Regions from separate parts of the Mus musculus genome. Here regions 2 and 3 are each linked to region 1. Evidence: chromatin loops called from intact Hi-C (ENCODE). Cell type or tissue: heart. All regions are shown on one strand. Each heading gives the region's core, and the rest is flanking DNA. Links, peaks and the distances in the headings are about the cores only.

Evidence for each region. Peaks named below come from ENCODE experiments on the same cell type or tissue, not always from the same donor. Only the 100,000 strongest peaks of a DNase experiment are listed, where the experiment ranks them.
Region 2: it touches region 1 in a loop (2.4-fold over the local background); 8 of 42 quality-filtered maps call a loop at or near these places.
Region 3: a loop joins it to region 1, with 6 times the contacts of the local background. A loop is called at or near these places in 26 of 42 quality-filtered maps.

The regions. Positions count from the first base shown.
Region 1 is chr4:106,705,631-106,711,387 of GRCm38, reverse strand. Mroh7 (maestro heat-like repeat family member 7) reads left to right here. Exons shown (of 24, transcript NM_001126487.1): 5 at 52-135; 6 at 1,351-1,430; 7 at 1,672-1,801; 8 at 2,822-2,917; 9 at 3,533-3,637; 10 at 3,794-3,929. Among named protein-coding and RNA genes, the nearest start is that of Mroh7, 19 kb to the left of the region's middle. In heart, for the core only: a CTCF peak has its summit at 2,749 (motif pointing right); a DNase peak (open chromatin) is centred at 2,737; H3K4me3 peaks cover 399 bases; H3K27ac peaks cover 891 bases; H3K27me3 peaks cover 1,124 bases.
Region 2 is chr4:106,470,230-106,475,986 of GRCm38, reverse strand. It overlaps Gm30487 (a long non-coding RNA gene), which reads right to left. Exons shown (of 4, transcript XR_376500.3): 2 at 5,594-5,670; 3 at 4,909-5,000; 4 at 1-1,640. Among named protein-coding and RNA genes, the nearest start is that of Gm30487, 8.6 kb to the right of the region's middle. In heart, for the core only: CTCF peaks have their summits at 1,610 (motif pointing left) and 3,494 (motif pointing left); a DNase peak (open chromatin) is centred at 4,856; H3K27me3 peaks cover 161 bases.
Region 3 is chr4:106,612,133-106,617,889 of GRCm38, reverse strand. It overlaps Lexm (lymphocyte expansion molecule), which reads left to right and starts at 652. Exons shown (of 10, transcript NM_183182.3): 1 at 652-765; 2 at 1,901-1,988; 3 at 2,387-2,551; 4 at 2,733-2,855; 5 at 4,388-4,522; 6 at 4,638-4,781. The coding sequence starts at 671. In heart, for the core only: a CTCF peak has its summit at 3,538 (motif pointing left); a DNase peak (open chromatin) is centred at 3,449; H3K27ac peaks cover 1,539 bases; H3K27me3 peaks cover 1,848 bases.

The sequences.
Region 1 (5,757 bases), core at 1,060-5,059:
AGAACTCAATGGTGGTCTCACCGAGTGGCTCTGCTTCCCACTGGCCTGAAGGTAGCGAACATCATTACTTACCAGAAGAATCAGGAAATGGTGGAAATGAAAGAAGAAAAGGAGGCAACCGTGAAGATGATGATGGTAAAGAGCTGTAGGCGGGCCTGTGGGACTGGGGTGGAGTTCTGAGGGTGACAGCTGGGTGAGTTGGGAAGAGGACAGGAACAGGAGGCAGGCACTTCAGATTTGAGGCTCAGTTCTGTCCACCTCTCGCTGCTCACACCCGACAAGAGGGAGTATGGACAAGTTGTTGCCCTTCTCTGAGCCCCACTCTTGCCATCTTACAAATGGGTGCGTTTATGCCCGCATCTTTGCCTGTGGGAGGACTTAACCCAGTGGCTAGTTCATTGCAGCAGAGAACGGTTATCATGAACCCATTCTCTCACCTCTCCATGCAGAAAGCCCTCTTGATGGGCAACTTCAGAGGGTTCCCTAAAACAGTCTCCTCTTAGTTACTCATTAGGAGGAGACTGGGCCCCAATAGCCATGGAGGCTTACATAGTTGTAGTCAGTTTTATGATCCTTAAAGAGAGGGAAAGGAGTTACAGAGCTAACTCAACCAGCAGCGTTTGCCTCACAAGAAAGACTTCCTGAGTTTGAGCCCCAGAACACACATAAAAACCACTCGTGGTGACATTCATAATCCCAGTGTTGAGGACACAGATACAGGCTTTCTGGCCAATCAGACTAGACCAACTGACCAGCTTTGGATCCTAGCAAGAGCCCTTGCCTCAAAAACCAAGGTTCATAGCTCCTGAATAATACCTCTGGCCCCTGCATGTGCACATGAACACACACACACACACACACACACACACACACACACACACACACACATCTTGCATACACATCTGCCCATATATGATACACAAAAAATGGCGAAAGTCCCGTCCTTTGATATATTTAACTTTCACTAGCATTAGTCGAACATCTACTATGTGTAGGTATTAAATATGAAGTGAAAAAATTAGGACATTTGGGAATTTTAATTGGACAGCTTTCAAAGGCCATGCCTGGCGCTTCTTGCTTGGGTCAGTTCCATGGTTTAGTGGTCTGTCACCAGAAGGGCACCATGGGAATTATTCTCCTGGTGCTCTCCATATGGAATGCGCAGATCAGGGCATAGACTGTTTAGAGTGGTCTTGAACTGAGGGCTTGACATTGATCTGGGCAGAAAGCTGGCTCTCCTAACTGCCCAGTGGGGGAGTGTTCCCAGGCCAAGGGCCTGCATGGCCTGCTGTCAGAGCCCGGAAGTCAGCCCCCAAGCTGGCTCTCACTGGCTCTATGGTCCCCATCCAGAGACAGATTCAGGAGGAGCCGCTGGATTCCCTTTTGAGTCCTGCTCGACGGCAGGCTATGGAGATCCTGGCACAGCTGAGGTATCCCTGTCCTTTCTCTTCCACACTCTGCCCCTTCTCACACCCCTGTCCACTCCGAGCCTTTCCCTCTCCCCCTGCCCAGTTCCCTGTGGACCCTGATACTTCCACACCCGTTGCTCACACCCCACCTTCTCCTGTGGATCTAATCTCGGGTGACCCTCCCTAAGTCAGGTGTCCCCTTCCCCATGCTGCATCCTCTGCCCCCCCCCTCACTCCACACCTGGCATCCTGTCTCTCTCAGTCACACCAAGCCTATCCTGAGCGTGCGGGAGAGGGTGGAGCTGGTGAACACCTGTGTGCGGAGCGTGTTCTCACTGCCCTCCGTGCAGGCCATGCAGGAGAAGGACGAGTCCAAGGCCGAAGTCATCCAGGTGAGCTGGACCCTCCTGGTTCGGCTTTAGGTTTGGGGACATCCTCAGAAGGGACAAGGTTCAGGGGTGAGTGGGGGCTTTCTATAGATGGTCTCCCTTACTCCTTGGCTGAGTGGCCCGGAGCACCTCACGTCACCTGCGACAGTCTGAACAGATACTTGATAGCTATTCAGCAGAAGGGTGAACTGTTGCAGTAATGGCTTCCTTAGGAGGGCCCTGTCCTGTATCAGGGATATAGATAGATGCTGTAAGGCCGTAGGAAGTGGGCAGGATAAGAGGGTAGTACTGAGGACTGTGCTCTATGGAAGAAGACTGGGGGAAACTGGGCAGAGACCTGGAGAACAGAGCCTCAAAGGGGGTTTGGTGAGCATCTTTAAGTCTCTGCAGAATCATTCCTGGAGGTACCACAGCAGGGGATACTAAGGTATAAGATGCAAGGAGAGCTAGGGTCAAGCGGGATGTTGAGTGAGAGGGGGGGTCCAGCTGTTCGGCTACCCTTTCTCTCAGCAGGTATTAGCCATGTTCCTCTCCAGGTCACTACGGTAGTCTCGCAGTAGTGTGACGGTGGAGGAGATGGATGCCATCAAAGAACCCAGTACCCAAAAATCTCCGCAGTAGTCAGTGCTGCAAGCATAAACCATGGGGTATCAAAAAGAGTATGGGATGAGGAACATGGCCTAGGGTGGATGGAGCACGTGGTTTCCTGGAAGAGGGTGGCAGAGAACCTGTACAGAACCCATGCCAACTGCCAGGATGATAAGTGATGTGACTGAAGACTGGAGGGTGGGGGGACAGGGACTCTGACAGGCGTGCTGTATAATAGGTAGGGGTGAGGCCACACAGACAGATAAGATAGCGTCTGGGTTCTGGATTCTCAAGCTGGTGGCCTGAGAGGGCCCAAAGTCATGGCCAGAATCCTTGCTGTGGAAGGAACTGGCAGCCCCTTGTAGTTACAAGTCGTGCCAGCAGAGGGCGGTGGTGTCTAACAAGCTCCCAGCAGCTCTGTCCTCCTGTCCACAGATCCTTTACTACCAGACCTTGGATTCCTTGCAGAAACTTCTGAATGCCCTCTTTATTGAAGACCCCACTCCTACTGGGCTGAAGAGCATCCTGGAGGTGCGGCGTGGGGGGTGGGGGGGTGGGGACGACACGGGGCAAGCAGGGAAAGGGAGAAGGAAGTAGGAAAATGGCTTCATACAAGTGGGAGGTGGGCTCTGAAGGAGTGGCGTCATCCTGAGCCAGTGCCCTGCTTCCATGTTGTATTTTACGCTGTTATTTAGTTTTGGTGACGCTGAGGGTTGGACCCAAACCCTTGTACCTGCGAGGCAAGCCCTCTACCTCTGAGCCACAGCAGAGTCCTGTTCCCTCTTTCCTTGTTTATCTGTATACACAGTCACACTGAATTGCCCAGCACTGCCTTGAACTTTTGATCCTATTATCTCAGCTTCCTGAGTCACTGTCTGCAATTCCCCTACAGCCACTGCTCTTGCCCCACCCCTTTCTCCATTGTTATCCATGTCTCTTCTCTCTTCATTGACCCCGTCCCTTCCTTTGCTCTGAGTCCCCTTCTCAGCTCAAACCCCACCTGTCATTGATCCTCAGGAAGAGAAGGAAGACGGTGGCAAATTGCCTTCTTTCTTCTTCTGGAAGCTTCTTGCAGATTACTGACTTACCCACAGACAGCAGGGGCTGGCAGACAATGGTAGCAGAATCTCTCCCTTGTCCCCACAGCCCCTAGGGCCCTGGATGAACTCTGGGAAGGCCCACGAGCGGGCTCGGGCTGTGAACAGCAACGTCTCTGTGTTGAACCACACACTTGTGACCCTGCCATTCTTAGTGAGTGTTCCTGGGTGTGACCCTGCCATTCTTAGTGGGTGTTCGGGGGTGGGGGCATTCCGGTGACTTCTCAGTTGATCTTCTGCAGCTGGGCAGGTCTTCTTGCCCTGCACTATGTAGCTATAGACTCCCTCCCTGTGATTGTGACACTCACAGATATCCTCGGGCTTCCCAACACTGGGTCTTCTGCTGGGGAGGCTCCTTCTTCGAATCGGGGATCCTGATGAGGAGATCGGACGGGAGGCTCTGGACGGCATCACCATCCTCTACACCATCCTGGATCTCCAGAAACGTATGCCCAAGTCAGGTCCCTAGCCACTGCACAGCTAGGGAGGGGAGCATGGTGGTACGGCTGGGCAGTTGGAGGCAGGCAGAATGGGTCAGATGGGGATTAGGAGCTGATGGGAAACTCCTATCTCCATGGAACCAGGAGCAGAGGTACAAACTAGCCATTGTTTTTCATGTTTGTTTGTTTTTAAGCTCTGGCCCCTGACTTTTAATCCTCCTGACTTAGCGTCTCAGGTACTGGGACTACAGGCATGTACTGCCCTGTTAGACAACAACTCTATCACGACAGGAGCTGTCCTTCAGTTGGCTAAGCTTTCCCATATTGTTCCAACCTTGATTTCTCCTTCTAATGTACCATGTGCACCTAGGTATGATGGCCCTGATGTCTTCTTCCTTTGTCTGTCTTTCCTACTAGACTGTAATGCCATGAGGGTAAGGCAGGATTCTCTGTTCTTTCTGAGTCTAGCCATGGGCTGGCATATGGTCTTATTCAGTGAATATGCATAGGACCTAATGAAGACCAGGTCCTACATTAGAGTCTGGAGCCTGTAAGTGAAAGCACAGCCTGAGGTTAGGTTTCAGGGAGCTCATGAGATGGTTTCCAGGCTGCCTTCAACCTCCTGCCGTTCTTTCTCCTTAGTCCCGATTCTATATCAACCAGGAAACCTTGGCTGGTTTCCTAGTTTCTCCTGACTCTGAAGGCAGAGTGGCCTGCATGTCACACCTGGTTTTGGCTCTCGACTTTCCCAGCTTGAGTGACCTCTTCTGTATATTTTTCTAGATTTTCTCATCTGTTACAGGATTATGGTTGAGTGCTTTTTGAAATATTAAATGGTATTCTTCAAACGAGTTCATGGGAAGAGATCAGCTCAGGGTCCCATGTCATAGGTGCTTGTCGAATAGAACTCTCTTCTCTTCGTGCCCCCCACTTTCTGGGATATGTCTGGGGTCCCTATTCTTTCTCATTGCTAGCATGTGGGGCAATGTTTCCTAAGAGATTTCTCCACTGGCCTGGAGGCATGCATGTCTTTTAAACAGGTGGGTGAAAAGTAGGCTACAGTGTGTCTTTTTTTGGGGGGTGGGGGTTATATTTGAGACAGGGTTTCTCTGTGTAGCCCTCAGTAGACCAGGCTGGCCTCAGAAATCCACCTGCCTCCACCTCCCAAATGCTGGGATTATGGGGTTAAAGGTGTGTGCCACCACTGCCCGGGTCTTTTTAATGTATATAAATACACTGTAGCGATCTTCAGACACACCAGAAGAGGTCCCGTTACATTTGGTTAGGAGCCACCATGTGGTTGCTGGGAATTGAACTCAGGACCTCTGGAAGAACAGTTACTGCTCTTAACCACTGAGCTATCTCTCTAGCTTCGGTAGGCTATAATGTTGATTAGCCCTAGGACAGGGAGAGTATAGTCCAAAGCGAGGCTGCCAATGGTGGCTGGAGATGTGAGACACCCAGATTAATTGAATCCACATTTGGCGGACACGGAGTCATTTTTAATATTTTTGAGTATGATCTGTCCTGCTGCTATTCAGGTTGAGCTGAGTGCCTTGTACTTCTTGGGAGAGCCCCAGGCCACAGTGACGCTGGAGGAGAAGGGCATTAGCTTGGGATGGCCATCTGTGGAAAGTGAAGGGCTGTGACTGGAGCTGGCTCTGCCTGTTCACAGAGCACCAATTCCCTTCCTGCTACCGGAGCATGCTCTGTGCACTCGCACTGCTTCTGTGTGCTCGCACTGCTTCGGTGAGCCTTTCTCGGGCCCAGGCTTTGTGTAGGTCCAGGCAGGACCCAGGCCTGACTCCCTGGGCATAGTCCCTAAAAGTATTTC
Region 2 (5,757 bases), core at 1,055-5,054, 240 kb after region 1:
GCCTTCCCCCTTCTTCCCGGGAGCTCCCTCCCTCCTCCACCCTGAGTGGGGACTTGTTCCAGAGAAGTCCTCCTCAGCCTCAGTTTCTCTTTTCCTACAGTGGAGAGCAGGCTGGCTATGCTTGGGTGCTGCCAGGGGGTTTCAGATGGCTGGCCTCCCTGCATCATTAGCACCCTGGCCTGGAGGCTCGAAACCTCCTCACATTTATAGCTATTCTCCACTTCCTGCCACTTGCCCTGGGGCCCTGGATGCTGGGGATTCCTCCCTAGACCTTTCCTCACTTGATGCCAATGGGGTTCGTGCCCTTGGGGGTCTTTCAGATCCAGATCCCGAGTTGGGCAGGGTTGGGCGTTCATGAGGTGAGGCTGCCATCACACCTGAACACTGTCCTTCCGTGCCTGACTGATGGATGTGAATTCCATCAGTGTGGTGAAACCTGAAACATGTCCACAGCTGCTCTCTCAGCTGGCTTCCCCTCCCCTTGGTGAGGTCGGAGTTATGGCCGCCACTTATTGATGGAATAGACTGGGAGTGGGCAAATGGGTGCCATGGCAATGCTGTACAGCCTCACCTGCAACGTCCCTTGCCTGTTCTTCCCCTGCAAGGTTCCTTCACCACCCTTCACTTCCCACTATGGCCACTGTCACTGCCCCTTCAGGCCTGTGCGTTTGCTGTCCTCTGCCTCTGCACTGGTTCCACCACACCCAGCAGAGAGCCGCTCCTGAGTGGTGGCTGGGCTCTGGAAGCACTTTGTCCAGATCCACACAGGGAGAGATGGGCACACAGTGATGTGTATACGGCCTTGGCAGAGAGGAGTCAGGGAGGTAAGGTGAGGTCAGGAACGCTGCCTGAAGTGGCGTGCCTGGCAGAGTCCGGAAAGATCTGTGCTGTTGTTAGAGGGAAGACCACTGGGAATGGGGTGCAGGAGGAAGAGCAGTGTTGTAGACATTTTGGGCATTTGCAGGTCCCCATGATATTAGAGGAAGCTGACCTTCTCACAGGCTGCCACACATCCTGTGCTCGGCTGCGGGCATCCTGGAGCATGGGGAGACGCACAGCCTACGGAGGAGTCCTGGTCACAGCTTGTGGCCAAGCAGGCGTGGGTGTGCTGTAGGGGGAGCTGAGGGGCCTCACAGTGTACCAACTTAGAAGTGTGTCTCTCCCACTGTCTTCCTGACACACACATATCCATTGTGTCCTTCTTGGGAACACCGATCACCATAGAACACTGGGCTCCTACTGTCTTGTCTACAGCTGTGACCTGGTGCCTATACTAGAGGCACAGGGCTACAGTCAAGACCTTCTTCTGTTCCTAGCCTTCCAGATTCTCTATACTCTCAGGAAAGACCATGCCTTGTCTTGACCCCAAGAGACATTAAAGACACCTGGGCTGAGCACACACCACACTTAGCATGTGGCAGCCATGACAACTGGACCACAGAGCCTGCTCCCACGTGCAGTGCTTGGGCGGTCATCATGGAATGTGGAGACAGATCGGCATCCAGCTCATCTCTCTCTAGAGCAGGTGTTTGCTGCATTGGGTTCTGCCCCATCTGTCGTCAGGCTGAGATTTCTCACTTGTTGTACTGGTGCCCTCTGCTGGTCCATTGTAGTCACTGCTCCTAGACCTCCAGCGCTTCCTGTGAGAGGTGGGGAAAGTTTGGTCTTTCTCTTCCTACCTTCCTCCCAGCTTCATCATACCCAAGACATCCTAGCCCACGCCCAGCCTTGTCCTCTGTGGTCTCTCCACACTCCCTCCCTCCTTTCTCTAGGATGCCTTGTCTTCCATATAGCCCGCATCCTACTTACTCTTCCCCCGCCTTTCCCAGAGGCACGAAGCTGCTCCTTAGGACCACCTCTTCTCCTGTTGTTCTCTACCCCCGGACAAACCCACAGTGGGTCACCATAACCCGCCTCCATGCTACCCGTGCGGCATGAAGACCTCTATGTCAGAGGCCTTCTGGCCACTCACATAGTCTCTCCTCCCTCCATTGAACTCTTGACCTTGTCCTATGGTACCTGTGTCTCTTTTAAAACTCTCACCAGGCTCTCATCTGGCTACACCCTCCTTCCCAGCAGCTCCCTCAGCTGTCAGTCATCGCAGACATCCTCTTCACTCCATCCACCCCCTTCCACACCTTCTCTAGGTTAATCTCAGCAGTCCACTCCTGGAACCTCCCCTACCCACAGCCTCAGGTCCCTGGCCTGGAACTTGCAGTCACATCCTTGCCTCTGTCTCCCAAGTATTTGAATTGTAGGTGTATGCCACCAGATCCTGCTGTTTATTTTAATTAAAAAACTTACAGCTTGGGGGGGGGGGGGGCTGGAGAGATGGCTCAGCAGTTAAGAGCACTGACTGCTCTTCCAGAGGTCCAATTCCCAGTACCCACATGGTGGCTCACTGCAATCTGTAATGGGATGTGATGCCCTCTTCTGGTGTGTCTGAAGACAGCGGCAGTGTACTCACATACATAAAATAAATAAATAAGTCTTTTAAAAAAAATGACCAAGATGATTGGTCATTTGTAAAACTAATAACGAATTTACAGCTGGATACTATAGTTGGTGCCTATGTCCCCAGACGCTGAGGGACTGAGGGAAGAGGATTGCTGTGAGTTCAAGGCCTGGCTGGGCTACAGAAGGAGAAACTGCCTCAAAACAACAAGAGCCTGTTACACTTTGCAGGTTATGGTCTGAGCATGTGAATTCCAGCACCGTTCTTAGAGAATTCAGAAGCCAGGTCTATTCTTATCACTTACACACATGAGGTCACAGGGTCTCGGAGAGAGAGAGCCTGTGACCCCAGACAGCACTGTCTCACCCAGGGCTGGTCTTGCTGTTTTCTCAGGCTTCCACGACTCCCTCCCCTCCTCCCCAGCAGCGGATGCCTTGCTGTTCAGTGGGTGAGAAAAGATGTATGGTGTGAACAGAATCTCCACCCCCTGCCCCCAGCATCTGCAGACTGCAGGCACCTTTCTGCACCTTCTGTTTTGTGAAAGAGGTCCCTGTGCCCTCCACAGTGGCTCTGAGAGCATCTTTTCTCCCTATGAAATACCCCCTCTCACCTGCACTGCCAGCACTTCCCCAACAACCCAGCATGTCTCTCTCTCCCGTCCTGTGAGAAAAGAAAGCTTCTTTAGACCCGTACACCCTTCCCTCACTGTCTATTTTTGGGTACATTTAAAAACTATTTTTAAAATGTAGTTACCACATTACAAGTGTGATGTTTAGATGCATTTGTGTAATGATCACATTTGAGTGATTACTATATTGATGGCTTTAAGCATGAGTCACTTCTGTGTGGTGAGAGTAGCCAGATGTCTCTTCGTGGCTATTTTGAAATCTGCATGATATTTCGATGCAGTCACTCAGTGCAATAGAGCCTACCCAGCTGATTCTGCTCTGTCCAGCCTTGCCTCCCCTGCAGGAAGAAACCTTTCCTAGAGGCCTAGTCAGTGATGTTCCTGGGCTGAACTTGGTTGCCAGACGCCATCTTCTGGTCATAGTTATGGTAGCATTTCTGCTACAATGGTTCTTGGCCTGCAAGCTGTATTTGTCCCAGAGCTGTATTTGTTCCCCTGGGTGAACTCTGGGGCCCATCTTTGAGTGCCACTAATGCTCTCAGCTCAGCATTTTCCTGTCTGAGAGTGAATGGCTCAAGATATCAAAAAGTGTAAACAGAGCCTGGGTTTCTCCAGTGAACTCCTGTCTCCAGCTCTGGAAGCAAAGATACCATCTTTCTAGCCATGTAGCCTCCCATAGTGTGTTGTGCTCTCTCTCTCTCCCCTCTCTCACCCCTCTCGCCTCCCCCTCTCTTTCTCTTTGGAAGTTGTTGGCTTTCAAAGGACATCCATGTTCATAGTACCTCCCTAATTAGCAGCAATACTGCAATAGTAGGTCAGATGACTTATTCTCCACTCACAGTTCTCTTCACGTCTCCACCTGAGACCCTGAGGGTGCAGGCTCTCCTAACATACTACATCTTCATACACTGGGATCCCATGGGATCACTCCCATGGGCCCACCTCCTCATCTGGAGGCCGAGCTCCCCACACTGTGGCCAGGGCCCAGCCCCTCCAGGGTGCTTCCCTCACTGTCCTTTCAAGTCCTTCCACTCCTCCCAAACACTCCAGCCTTGTTATCACCTCACACACTAGGCACCTGACTTTCTTGTTCTGAGTGTGTTCCACTCTCCTGTAGTAGGGTCTGCAGTGTGTGTGTGTGTGTGTGTGTGTGAGTATATGTGTGAGTGTGTGTGTGTGTGTATGTGTGAATGTGTGTGTGAGTGAGTGTGTGTGTGTATGTGTGAGTGTGTGTGTGTGTATGTGTGAATGTGTGTGTGAGAGTGAGTGTGTGTGTGTATGTGTGAGTGTGTGTGTATATGTGTGAGTGTGTGTGTGTGTGTGTGTGTGTGTGTAGGCCAGAGGTTGCTTGAAGGTCCCTGTTCATTGCTCTAACCCAGCACCTTGAACAGCATTCAGACGCAATGTGTACTTGGTAATTAATTAAATCAGTGGTTAAAGAGACATGTCAGGCTCAGGTGCTGAGAACCCCTCAGACAGAGCTCCTGCTCCCACCAAATTCAGTTTCTGGGGAAGACAGAGACACTACCTGACTGATTTGCAGGCAGCCATTTATATTTGTCTGTAGCAGACACATCCCTTGTTAGAACTGGGAGGAGGTTCATTTTGGCAGAAAACTGCAGCTCCTTTCACCTGCTCCCCAAACCCCACCAGCTGGAGGGGCGCCCTGGCCTCTGACAGTTGGGCCACACTAGACTCAGCCTGTATTCTCCTGATCCTGCTTTCTCTGGACCTTAGGAAACAGCTGGAAAGGAAACAGCTGGAAAGGAAACAGCTGGAAAGGAAACAGCTGGAAAGGAAACAGCTGGAAAGGAGTCAGGCTCACCCAGACTCAAGGCTGTAGGATGGTGTGGAGCCTTCAAATTCCTCATCTCTGAAGGAAAGGCAATAGTGTCAGCCTAGCGTGCTCTGTGGAGCCTGGAAAGGTGACACAGGGACAAAGGTGAGGTGGACCGTGCCGGGTCTATCTCACAACCGCAAACAAACAGACTTAAACGACACAGGCAGCAAGAGCCCTCTAACCCACTTTGGGGTTTCTATCTTGGACTGTGTTCTACACACTCAGAGGCAAACATCACATATAATTTTGTGCCGTGGTTGACATATCACTTGAATGTCACTCCAGAGTCCATTATGATTGGCAGCTTGGTCCCTTGGGTGGTGCTGTTGGGACGAATGAAACCTTGGAAGTGAGTTCTTGCGGAAAGGGTCATTGGAAAGTCACCGTGGAATCTCTCATTGGAGAGATTATGGGTTCTAACTTGTCACCGCTCTCTGCTCTCCTTGGAGAGATGAGCCTTCAGGTCCACCACACACCTCCTCCCATCGCCGCCATGTGCCACCCGCACTGGAACCCAGCCCATGCTGGTGTCCTGCCCTGGCTGTCCTTATAGGAGTCAGGCTAGGAACTCAAGAGTGCCTTTAACCACAGGGACTAGTAACTCCGTCTCCACCCTTGCCCATCCTCGGCCGTGGATGGAGGACACCCTCGGATCCCTGCTGGGACTCACGTGATTTTTCACTAGGACAATCTTCGTGCCACCAGTACCTTTTGTCCCCTTGCATACTTCTTTCATGGAATAAACTCCTAAGAAGTAAAGGCACAGCTTGTTAGTGATCAGAGCTACTAATGCAATAAGATGGAGAGCCTGAACTAGATACAAACCAGAAGGGG
Region 3 (5,757 bases), core at 1,055-5,054, 93 kb after region 1:
TCCACAGGCTGGGCCCCACCCCATTCCCCACCTGCTAGCCTGGCCAAGCTGTGGAAGTGGTTGTCAGAGGACAGGGACCACATTTGGGGGCCAGTCGTCCTTTAGTGTCTGCTCAGAGTGGATATCTGAGGTTCTGATGCCACTGCATCCCTTCTGATGTCTCTAAGTACCTTCACCTATCTCTCTACTTGTCCTCCACGTGCCATCTTCCTTGGCTTCCCCGCCCCACCCTGCCCTGCCACGCCCCTCTCCCCATCGCTCCCCTCCCCCGCCAGAGTTCCATCCAGCAGAGAAGGACCAGAATTCCCAAGTCTGCTCTCCCCTCCGTTTCCCTTACAAGGTGAACATGAAGGCAATTTCTGAGCCTGGGCTCTCCCCAGTATAAGCAGAAATAAACAGATTCTCAGCAAGTGACAAGAGCTCTCTCATTAAACCCCAGGGGGATCCTAAGGTCTGAAGGAGCCCAGGAAGGGTCTCAGGCAAGGCAGCATTGGGAATATAAAGTGAATGATAACGTCAGGGGGCAGCCAGCACGCTGGAGAGCTCCCACGTGTCACGAAGCAGGTCTGTACTTGCTGAATCATAACGCCCCGGTTGCGGGTTGCCGTGGCAGCGCGCGGTGTCAAGGGGGTGTTGTGCCGGGGTGGGGGCAGGCTGGAGTCTAGGCTCAATGAGACCTCGCACCCACGGCGCCCCCCCGCGCAACATCATGTCCACCATCCCCAAGTGGTTCAAAGGGGCGCCCTTTGGGGTGCAGAGCCACAGGTGGGGCCCAACTGCTTCCTGGCCTAGCACCCAGGATCCAAGGGAGTTCCTGTGGCCCCACCAGCGCCTCTGCCTCCGCCTCCGGGAGGAAGGCTAACCCAGAAGGCTGGAGCCCGGGAAGGAAGGGAAGAGGGCTGGCTCGCCCCTCCCCCACTCACTTTCTCCTCCTCCTCCTCCTCCTCCTCCTCCTCCTCCTCCTCCTCCTCCTCCTCCTCCTCTTTTCTCCTCCTCTCTTCCTATGTAGCCCTGCTTGGACAGAACTCACAGAGATCTGCCTATCATTGCCCTCTCTGTGCTGGGATTAAAGCCTCTAAGTTTGTTTGTTTTCTGTTCCATTTTTGTAGCAAGTTCTTGCAAACTATTTCCAAACCACCTAATGTAAAATATTCATAGAGGCCACATGGTCTGCCCATCCCATGAAATTTAGCTAAAAAGTTTTGTTTGCAACCCAGGTGTCTTATTTCTTTTTTCTTTTTCTTTTCTTTTCTTTTCTTTTCTTTTCTTTTCTTTTCTTTTCTTTTCTTTTCCTTTCCTCTCTCTCTCTCTCTCTCTCTCTCTCTCTCTCTCTCTCTCTCTCTCTCTCTCTCTCTCTCTTTCTTTTTGAGACAGTCTCTCTACATAACCCTGGGTGTCTTGGAACTCACTCTATAGACCAGGCTGACTTCAAAGTCATAGAGATCCACCTGTCTCTGCCGCCCAAGTGCTGGGATTAAAGGTGTGCACCATTATGCTCAACTGTCATATTTCTTTTTATGTTCTATTATGTAATATAGTTGCATATAAATGACCTACTATGTGCCACACACGGTTCTAGAATCTGTGATCATGAGGTGGTCTGGATAATTAAACGTATATGAAAGATGATATGAAGTATCCACCCTGTAGTATAACATCTATCTATCTACTTGAGCTGGGAAGGATAATGGTAAGAACTCTGAAGAAGAATGAAGCTGTAGGGAGAGGCAGAGCATAGGGTGGGTGGCAGAGCATCTCAGGAACTCTCAAAATGATGAAGCAGATCCAAAGTGACATTCAAGGGTCAGCTCCAAAGTCGCCTGTCCTGGGAAACCAACTGCCTGTCCACCAGGGCTGCCCCAGTCAGGACCAGATGGGCCCTCACTTATACCTCTCTTAGGTTTGATGTCTCCGCTGTCTATCCCAACCAGAAGAAATTCAGCACCTTCACAGAGGCCCCATACTCCAGACATCATTCGGTGGAACTGGTGAGCCTGCTTCCTTTCACGTGGTCTGTGTCCCGCCCCCAATACGCCCGCGCATGCTCCAACCGCGTCCCTTCCCCAATACACCTGCGCATGCTCCAACCCAAGCTTGCCTCATTCTTGGCTCCAGATGTTTGATAAACTCAGGACTATGCTAGAACCCTAGGAGTTTAAGGGCCGCAGGCTTCCTCTTCCACAGCTGTTTCTACTCTGTATTTCCCTGAAGTGGAACAAGGCCAGTCACAGAGGTGGTCAGGACTCGATCTTGAGTGCTGAGCTCCTCCTGGTCGTCAGACTGGGGAACTGTCTAGTTTAATTCCTAGGCCAGGGGTGACTTGCACATGCAAAGGGGTGGGGTAGGTGGTTATGACCGACTCAGCTGAGAGCCTGCTTTAACTTAGTCCCACATAGGACCTGGGACCTATAACTCCAAGGATACCTGCTTCAGCAAGAAGTTCCTGGAACAGAAGTTGGGCTCAGGATGGTCCCAGGCCCACGAAGCCACTCGGCTGACCCAGCTACCCCACTTCCACTACCAGGCCATCAAGAAGGAAAAAGAGCAGCAGGTGAACTTCGGGGCATACCCTTCCCGACCTCTAGGAGCAAGGCTTCCTGTCCACATGGCTATCCCTCCAGAGTCCTAGTGGATACAGCTTCCTCTTGGAGAACACCGTCACCCTTTGGGCTCTTCCTGGCTGGACCTCCCCAGGTTCCTTTTCCATCCTGCGTTCTTTTCTTTTGGGGCAGGTGCACAAGCGTGGCCCTGGCTCCTACAACATCAAAGACTTCATAACTGAGCTGCAGAAGAAACCACAGAGCAAACGGGGGCTGCTCAGCTCTGGGGAGACACGTTTCCGAGGTTTTATTGGGGTACGTGAGCTTGTCTCTTCCACCCTCCGTCCTCTGTGGGAAGACTGTTGCTGTTTGGATGTTTGACAAGCACCCTTCTCTGAACCCGTCTTCTCCCTAGGCTTGCCCAGACCTTCCTGGCTTTCTTGTTGGCTCTTCTGCTCTCCTGTGTCTTGAGCCTAGAGAAACCTAGAGTATATTAGAAACCCAACAAACATATTCATTTAGCTAGGCAACCAGGAAATAATGATTAAGCAGCAACTGAAAGCTGTGTACTGAACTAGGCTTTGGGAGAGCGGGGTGTCTGGCAGTGACAAACGTCAGAGCGGGCATCTTAGTGACACACACCACAGTATGAAGAAGGAAATACATATCGTTCTTATGGAGTTTTGAGGGTAAATGGCACAGGGAAGGAGAGTGCTGTGGGGTGATTTACAGAGAGCAGTCTGGGGAGGCCTCACTGGAACAAAATCTGCAGGGGACTCATAATACCTGATCCATGCACTGGCTTTCTGAGCTATGGACGGAAGCAAGACCCAGTCTCCTTCTTTGGGGGACAGACAGAGCTGATCCTCACAGTGGCCTGATTTTTGTAGCACTGGCCCCACCCCCTCTACCAGGTCTGGCTCCCCAAGGGTCTGGTTGCAGGGTCCAGAGAGGAGGGTGGATTGCATCACCTATGGAACAGCAGTGCCCCCATGTGGCTAGAAGGGGCATACCAGCCTCAGAAATCCAGCCAGGTCTCACCTCCCGGCACCACTTAGCTCTGTTCACTGTACTTCAAAGACCACCTTTGTGTTTAGGCTCCTAGCCACAGTTCTTCTGATCTCAGGACTTCCTGTCACCTCACCCCGACTTGTGGAATGGGACCTACTATCTGCCGGGCCCTGGGCAGAGGGCTTTGCAGACATTCAACTCTATCACTATTCCTTGAAGGAAAGTATTACCATCGCTGTGTTAGTCCCATGGACCATGAAGCTCAGAGGCCTGAGTTCGCCCAGCTAGGAAGTAGCAGAGCCAGGTTCCTAGCCTAGGATTCCGGTGCTCATTCTTTCCAGCCTGTTCACAGCATAGCGAGGAAGTTGATCAGCTTTGTAGTTGTAAAGGGCAGATCTATGGAGGCTGCGGAACAGGAAGGTGGGTCTCAGGGAAGATGGTGTCTGGGGATCTTAGTGTGGTTGATGTGGTTGACAAACCAGAGGGTAGGGAAGGCATTGGGAGAAAGCATTGTAAGCAAGTATGATCAGGGAGACCAGGCTGAATATGAGGTGCTGAGTCAGAGGTGCTGAATCAGATGTGCTGAGTCAGATGTGCTGAGTCAGAGGTGCTGAGTCGATGTGCTGAATCAGAGGTGTAGCTGGACTTGGAGATAAAGGAGTGAGCAGAGGAGGGGGCTCACCGGGGATGCTGTGTGGTGGGGTGGGTAACAGGTGCTCACTCCAGAAACCCTGTTTCCCTTCTTGAGATCTGAAACCCCAAACATGTCTTCCTCAGATGAACCAGAACAAAGACTGGGACTGACAGTCTTTGCATTTCCGTCTCCTGCCCTGCAGAATTATTATCCTGGCCCTGGAAATTATGGGGAGAAGGGGAACCCGTACACACAGCTGGAGGAGAAGGCCTGGAACCGCTCACATTCTGACGGCCTGATGTGTAGAGTGTCTAACAAGCCACCCTTGTTTCATCAGGTACCCCCTCAGCAGCCTCATCTTGCATGGTCCTATGGGGTGACCTCGGGGTAGAGAGGCTGAAGCCCCACCTTGGCCACTCCCCTACAGGCACCATTACCGCTTTTGTCTCTAGGGCAGTGGCCTGGGACCTGGTACCTACACCATCAAAAGCGATCTTGAGACCTTTGTGAAAAAGTCCACTGGTAATCGTGGCCCCTATGACATTTTCTCTGGTGAACGGAGCAGTCCTTTGCCCTATGGACATTACTCTGTGCAGGTATGTGCCTGAGTGGGTGCTGTGAGGTCTAATCCTTGGTGAGCTAATTTTTGATTATCCACAGGAATGTGGCCGTGTGTACCAAGTGCTGCCGGAGAAGGGGGTCTACTCTGTGCTCCTGCCAGGGCAGGGTATGGCTCCCTGTGTGAGGCGAAGAACCTGAGGTTGGCCACACAGATATGATGGGTCAGAGTCACAGTTTGGACATCTGACCCCGCGGCTACTTCTCTCAGCAATAACATGAACTGTACTGATAGACAGGTGGCCTGGCATGCACCAACAGGCCTGTGGGGACCCCAAGGGCACAGGCGCAGTGTCTGGCTGTAAACATTTCCCAGGCTTCATGGACTCAGCTGGGTTAATGGCCTGGGTTAAAGGAGCCCTAAACTGGAAGGTGGGAGAGGAGACTGGGCTAGAAATGTAGCTTGCCAGACTTCTTTCCCATCCCCATCAAAATCCCTTACAGGTTTGGTGGCTTTCTCTGCTTTGCTCTCTTCATGCCTATGGCTGTGGGGGCCAAGTGTGTGTCCAGACTTATTTGTCTTGTCCCCAACTTGGGGTCACTGAAGAGCGGGATTAGTCCAGTTCACAGGTTAGATGCAGGGAAAGAGACCGTGTGGAATTTCCAGTCTCAGGGAAAGAAAAGTGCAATCAATGGAATAAAAACAGCAGCTTTAGTAGGAGACCCTTGTAGTGGGAGTTCCTTGGTAGTCACTGTCCTATGTCCTGTGACATGACTGATCCTAGGGTCTCCTACCTGCCACTAAGACCACTGCCCAGTACAGCAGGCCTTGGGACCCGCCTCCCTCACCCCATGTTGGTACTACAACCAGAGCTGAGCCTCTTTGCTTGAACATTTTTGTTATAGATTTATTTATTTATTTTAAAAGATTTATTTATTATATGTAAGTACACTGTAGCTATCTTCAGACACCCCAGAAGAGGGTGTCAGACCTCATTACAGATGGTTATGAGC